Linked DNA regions of Homo sapiens: region 1 is linked to region 2. Evidence: chromatin contacts called from ENCODE Hi-C or POLR2A ChIA-PET data. All regions are on one chromosome and are shown on one strand. The core of a region is the stretch at or near the end of the contact, and the rest is flanking DNA. Distances in the headings are between cores, read along the strand shown. Region 1 overlaps CRADD (CARD and death domain containing adaptor protein). Region 2 has its middle 52 kb from the start of CRADD.

Region 1 (3,412 bases), core at 795-3,294, 220 kb after region 2:
TTATGCCAGCCAGGCACAGTGGCTCACGCCTGTAGTCCCAGCACTCTGGGAGGCTGAGGCAGGCGGATCACAAGGTCAGGAGATCGAGACCATCCTGGCTAACACAGTGAAACCCCATCTCTACTAAAAATACAAAAAAAAATTAGCCAGGCATGGTAGTAGGCACCTGTAGTCCCAGCTGCTCCGGAGACTGAGGCAGAAGAATGGCATGAACCCAGGAGGCAGAGCTTGCAGTGAGCTGAGATCACGCCACTGCACTCCAGCCTGGATGACAGAGCGAGACTCCGTCTCAGAAAAAAAGAAGGTTATGCCACATATCTGAAAGTGCAGATGTAGAATGGATAACATATACCCTGGTCTAAAGTTTCAGTATTTAGACCTCAGACAGGAAAAGCAAGTTACACAAAATACTGGATGACTAAGTTGGTATCAGAATTCTCCACATCAGCAACCCCTACCATAAAGTACGAACAAGGTCTACAAACTTTTAAGGGAAATAACATTATTTAAATAATATAATTTAAAATTATGAATATAATTTTATATTATACTGTTAAGAATATAAAAAGATAAAAATAATATAAAATTGTTCTCTAAATATTAAGTTATTATTCCAGTGAAGGCAATAAGCAGGATGCCTTGACCTGAAAGAAGTCAAGAGACTATGGCAGTCATGAGCATTGCTTGAAAAAAAAAAAAAAAAAAAAAAACCTCCCTGTGATGAAATTGACCCAAATGACTCAAATCAGAAGAACAGACCCAGGAGTAGAAAAGCCACAGATGAAGAACAGTAACAACAGCAACAACAACAAAACACTGGTGAGCATTCAACCATTACAATGCCACCTTAGGACTAAACAATGGGGCAAGGGGGCATGGATGATTGTTAAAGAAATGTATAACTATTAGGCATCTGGCAAAATAAAAATTATGTAAGTGAAAAAAAATCAAGTGTGAGGAAGTGGAGAGGAAATGTAAAGTAATTATAGAGTATTTCTATAAAAACATGCAGTTAACCCTTGAGTTTTCGTAACTTTTTTCTGTGCATTAAATTGTGTGTGTGTATGTTTTCAAGTATGTTAACTTGTAACCGCTGGTCAGAATGTCATTTTGTTTCACTTCTGCTTTTTCTTCTGTTACATCCAAACAAAATTACATAGCTCTTACTGGAAAGAAAAGGTCATATGTTATCATTTTAAATGAACCCATTACCCTCTATCTAGCCTTCTACCAGTGTATGTGCATACAGAGATATCCAGAATGATGGTCACCAACTGTAAACACAATAGCGGGATATTGGATGATTTCTTTTCTTCTTTGCGCTGTTTTCTGTTGCTTTATTTTTTTTTTAATGAGCCTATGTTTTTATACAAGCCGTAAAATCATTGCTGTTAATCTCAACTATTGATCAGTAGTGTCATCAGTATTCTAATTGCGTCATAGTCATTGTTTTTTAAATTGTAGTGTTGACAAACACCAGAAAGAGCCCTTGACAATATTTTTGCAACTCATCTCTAAGGTGCTGGCCGCTGCCCAGAGGCCAAAGACATGGGCTGTGGAAAACATCAGCTCTTGTAATAAGGTGCCTTTGCCTTCTTATTGAATCATAAATCAAAACACAATAGTGGACTGATGAGCATGAAGTAGACTGACCTGAATCCCTGTGATGCTGATGGATGGGAGTATAGTGTACTGTGCTGTCAAACAAATGTCTGAACCTAGCAAATGACTTTGGATGTTTGGAGTCCGTCTCAATCTCTGCACTTGGCTGCTGTGAGTGCCTTTCACTTCCTCCATTGCGATTCTCCTGCCTCTGGGCCTTTGCACATGCAATTCTCTCTTCTCGAGATGCGCCACGCCCTGTTCCTCCTTCATCACCCAGCTCCTCCTCCTAGTGTTCAGGGCTTAGCTTTAGCCTCCTTCCCCTGGAAGGCCTTCCCTAATGAAGTTAGGAGCTCCTCTGTATAACCAAAGGCACTGCTCACTGGTTTTGCTGGGCACATTTATAACCATTCACTCAATGTCATGCTTCTTAGCAGACTGGCCTCAGGCAAATAAGAATCTAGTTCAGGAAGTGTAAGGTCAGATTTCCTCGTTGCCCCGTCTCATACTTCCTGTTCCTCTTCTGGGCTCTGCCAGAACGGTAACTCCACTCTTGTGGCCTCTGCTATGAACAAACCCCGCTCTCTTCCCTTCCTGCTACCCTATGGCCTCTTAGGTTTATTTTGTTCTCAGCAGCCCTCTTGGCTCTGGCTTCTGTTAGCAGCTACACGTTTTCTCGGTAATATTTCAAGTTCAACCTCATCGGCGAGGGTAGCTGTTTGGTTTAGCCTTTGTCCTCTAGCACGTGCCTTTCCTGCAGGGAGGGGCATTCCCAGCCTTGGAACAGGCCCCATCACTAAGGCCACAGACAGTGCCAGAGGGAGCTGGGGTCTGTGCAGCCATTCTTGAATTCCCCCAGAATGCCTTGCCTGGCCTTGAGTAAAAGGGATAGAAGTGAAAAAAGCCTGTTACAAAGCAGCATGTACGAGGTAACCCTTCATGTGTGTTTTATATATCAAAGAAAATAGACTAGTTATTATCAATGAGTTTTTCTGGTGGGATTTCTAGTTATTTTTATTTTGTTGCTTTCAAAGTTTCTGTAACAGGCAGGGTGCTGTGGCTCACGCCTGTAATCCTAGCACTTTGGGAGGCCAAGGCAGGTGGATCACCTGAGGTCAGGAGTTCAAGACCAGCCTGGCCAACATGGTGAAACCCTGTCTCTGCTAAAAATACAAAAATTAGCTGGGCATGGTGGCAGTTGCCTGTAATCCCAGCTACTTGGGAGGCTGAAACAGGAGAATCACTTCAACCCAGGAGGTGGAGTTTGTAGTGAGCCAACATCATGCCATTGCTCTCCAGCCTGGGTGACAGAGTGAAACACCGTCTCAAAAAAAAAAAAAAAAAAAGTTTCTGTAAAAACATTTTCACAGATACTTAACAGCATTGAAGCCCTGAATCATGGCGTTGTACAGAGCAGCCCCCAGGAAGAAGACAAGAGCCAATTGGCTCTGCCATTTGGAAGCATTGCCTTCTTCTCCCCACGATTCTCATTTCTGCCCCCAAATGATGTGTTTGTTGCCTTGCTCATTTCACCGGGGTGTCTTTTTCCTCCTCAGGTGACAGATTGACTGGGATCCCCTCGCACATCCTCAACAGCTCCCCATCAGACCGGCAGATTAACCAGCTGGCCCAGAGGCTGGGCCCTGAGTGGGAGCCCATGGTGCTGTCTCTGGGACTGTCCCAGACGGATATCTACCGCTGTAAGGCCAACCACCCCCACAACGTGCAGTCGCAGGTGGTGGAGGCCTTCATCCGTTGGCGGCAGCGCTTCGGGAAGCAGGCCACCTTCCAGAGCCTGCACAACGGGCTG
Region 2 (3,412 bases), core at 224-2,723:
TGGTCTAAATGCATCCTCTAAAATTCACAAGTTGACATTTAATCATGAATTTTTTTTTTTTTGAGACAGGGTCTCGCTCTGCTGCCCACGCAGGAGTGCAATCGCGATCTCAGCTCACTGCAACCTCCGCCTCCCGAGCTCAAGCGATTCTCCTGCCTCAGCCTCCCAAATAGCTGGGATTACAGGCACACACCACCATGTCCAGCTAATTTTTGTATTTTTAGTAAAGACAGGGTTTTGTCTTGTTGGCCCGGCTGGTCTTGAACTCCTGACCTCAGGTGATCACCCACGTCAGCCTCCCAAAGTGCTGGGATTACAGGTGTGAGCCACCCCACCCAGCCTGAGCCACTGCGCCTGGTCTTAATCACGAATATTAATAGGTGGGGTCTTTAGGAGGTAATTAAGTCATGAGAGTGAAAGCCTCATGAATGGGATTAGCCGCCTTGTAAAAGGTCTGGAGGAAACTAGTGTTTGTCCCTTGTTATCCTTCCATCCCTTCCACCACATGAGGACACAGAGGTCAAGGTGCCATCTTGAAAGCAAAGACTAGGCCCTCACCAGACACGAAACCTGCCAGCGCTTTGACTTTGGACTTCCCAGCTTCCAGAACTATGAAAAATACATTTCTGGCCAAGCGCAGTGGCTCACGCCTGTAATCCCAGCACTCTGGGAGGCCAAGGCGGGTGGATCACGAGGTCAAGAGATTGAGATCATCCTGACCAACATGGTGAAACCTTGTCTCTACTTAAAATACAAAAAATTAGCCAGGTGTGGTGGCAGGCACCTGTAGTCCCAGCTACTAGGGAGGCTGAGGCAGGAGAATCACTTGAATCCGGGAGGCGGAGGTTGTAGTGAGCCGAGATTGCACCACTGCACTCAGCCTGGCAACAGAGAGAGACTCCATCTAAAAAAAAAAAAAAATCTATTATGTGTTAATTACCAGTTCTTAGGTGTTTTGTTATAGCAGCACAAACAGACTAAGACAATACTCATCACCCAAGTCACTCTGGAAGGCACTGTTTTATAAGAGCAGAACAGAGTGTGATACATGAATGCTGCAGGCATCAGAAATTGCTGGAACCCATTAAGTTGCTCCCATTAAGTTGGGGGCAGGGTAAAATAAGTAGAAGTACACAGTATGCCACTGTGTGGGCAAAGTTGTTTCTGATTTCATACTAAAGATAGAACCCTAAAACAAGACCTAACAAGAGGTTTCTTTGTGGAAACAATCTTCTTGGGTTAATAGCTAAATATAGTGACTAATGCTTCTTCCTGTTCTTTCTCGACTATACCTTATGAGCTACCTTTAGAACAAGCAGGTTGAAGCCCTGCCTTTTACTAATCCCCTGAGATAATCTTTTTAAAACTCTCAGTGGCAAGTGAAGACCCCAGTGTTTTCCCCATCTCTGAGATTTCTTTCATATCCCTTTAGCATTCGCATTTGCTCTTACTGGTTATTTCCCATGCTGAATCATTCACTGACTATCTGGTCATCTCCTGGGGGAGCCAAATAGTTTTAAACATTCTCAGTGACTCATCTATCCTCACCAGTTCTTTTATTTATTTGTTGTTGATGTGTCATACACACACAATCTCTCTCTGTCATTAAAATGCTAAAAAAAGTTTCTATTTACCGTCATAGTATACTCCACTTTCTCAGTGCATGTCTTCACTTGTTTTGTAGTTTTCTAGTTCATGCAATTGAAATAAAGGTACAGTTACTTAGTCTTTAACCAAGTCCCAGGTTTAGCCAAAATTGTCAAACTCAGGATTCAGCCCTTCAAAGCTTACGAATTTATTGAGGGCCGGGCGCGGTGGCTCACATTTGTAATCTCAGCACTTTGGGAGGCCCAGGCGAGTGGATCACCAGAGGTCAGGAGTTTGAGACCAGCCTGGCCAACATGGTGAAACCCAGTCTCTACTAAAAACACAAAAATTAGCTGGGTGTGGTGGCACGTGCCTGTAATCTTAGCTACTCGGGAGGCTGAGGCAGGAGAATTGCTTGAACCTGGGAGGCGGAGGTTGCAATGAGCTGAGATCACGCCACTGCACTCCAGCCTGGGCAACAGGGTGAGACCATCTCAAAAAAAAAAAAAAAAAAAAAGAGAATTACTTGGTGAAAATAATTCCATATCATTACTATTTTGTAAAAGGGAAACTGCTCTCTTAGCACATTGTGTTGTTTGCTTTGCTACCTTCAGTTGCTCTGCGTCAGAACCCTGTATCTGAAATCCCTCAATAATGAGACTAACTGAGGTAGTGGTGATACTCTATCTTGTTATTTTAAAGCAGGCCTGCAAATACTGGGTGCTCAGTAACCATGAGAAAAAGGCCTGATAAAAGCAACAACAGAAGCAATTGGGACCCAAGGTGGACACCACGGCAAATCCTCAGCGCCTGGGTTTTAGACGGTTCTGCCAAAGGTTTGGTTCTTTCCAGCCTGAGATCATTGCTTAGATCTTTCTGGGGTGTAGTTAAAGTAAAATGAGCCTCTTTCTATTTATCCCACAGATGCCGTTCTCTCTTAACAATGTACTCCTTGAAGGCTTCTTAAGGTAATGTCTGGTCTCTGCTGAATGCAGCCATAAATGCAATAGAACGCTACCTTTGCTGAATGTGCTCAGTCCTCCCCCCTTAGCACAGCTCACCCTACTAGCCTTATCTTGCTGGCCTCCCTCTACCCCCACTGCAACCTCCCAACAGGCTTTAAAATCCAGACATACCTAACGAATCACACAATTACCAAGCAGGTCAGGATACTTTACATCAGAGCCTCTGAACATACTGTTCTCTTCCCAGAATGCCCTTCTCCACCTCATCCACCTGGAGAACCCCTACGTATCCTTCAAGACTCAACTCAAGCTTTTTTTGTTTTAACCCCCCTACAGCCTTCTTACCTTTCCAAATAGCACCAGAACTTTTCATCCACCACTGTACCTTGTATGCAACTGTGTTACAGCACTCTCTAAACCTTCATGTCATCTGCCTTACTTTTTGAGGTTTATGAGAGGAGTGATATGGTTTGGATGTTTATCCCCTCCAAATCTCATGTTGAAATGTGATTCCCAATGTTGGAGGTGGGGCCTGATGGGAGGCAATTGGATCATGAGGGCGTATCCTTCATTAAGCGGTTAGCACATCTTCTTGGTGATAAGTAAGTTCTTATTCTGAGTTCACACAGGGTCTGGTTGTTTAAAAAAGTGTGGCACAACACCCTCACCTTGCTCCCACTTGACCTTCCATCATGACTGTAAGCTTCCTGAGGCCCTCACTAGAAGCTGAGCAGATGTTGGTGCCATGCTTGTTGATATAGTTTGAATATATGTCCCCACCAAATCTCATGTTGAATGGTAATCTCCAATGTTGGAGATGAGGTCTGGTGGGAGGTGTTTGGGTCATGGGGTGGATCCCT

Evidence for each region. A loop is a pair of places that touch in the nucleus more often than their neighbours do. ChIA-PET counts read pairs that join two places held with the same protein, here RNA polymerase II (POLR2A). Pooled maps may share reads with other maps.
Region 1: a map with no recorded cell type shows a loop between it and region 2 (7-fold over the local background). The contact joins two enhancer-like sites. A Hi-C loop is called at or near these places in 2 of 37 single-sample maps with no recorded cell type and 2 of 50 pooled maps. POLR2A ChIA-PET finds 5 or more read pairs at or near these places in 1 of 52 experiments (activated T-cell).

The regions. Positions count from the first base shown.
Region 1 is chr12:93,846,812-93,850,223 of GRCh38, forward strand. CRADD (CARD and death domain containing adaptor protein) reads left to right here. Exons shown (of 3, transcript NM_003805.5): 3 at 3,159-3,412. Among named protein-coding and RNA genes, the nearest start is that of CRADD-AS1, 110 kb to the left of the region's middle. RefSeq lists a silencer at 1,183-1,232 and an enhancer at 2,149-2,248. Within about 2 kb of position 2,045, at least 11 of the 41 ENCODE cell types and tissues checked have a DNase peak (open chromatin) inside an H3K27ac peak, as active enhancers do.
Region 2 is chr12:93,623,663-93,627,074 of GRCh38, forward strand. It overlaps a transcript of SOCS2 not described here. Among named protein-coding and RNA genes, the nearest start is that of CRADD, 52 kb to the right of the region's middle. RefSeq lists an enhancer at 892-2,091. Within about 2 kb of position 1,474, at least 7 of the 41 ENCODE cell types and tissues checked have a DNase peak (open chromatin) inside an H3K27ac peak, as active enhancers do.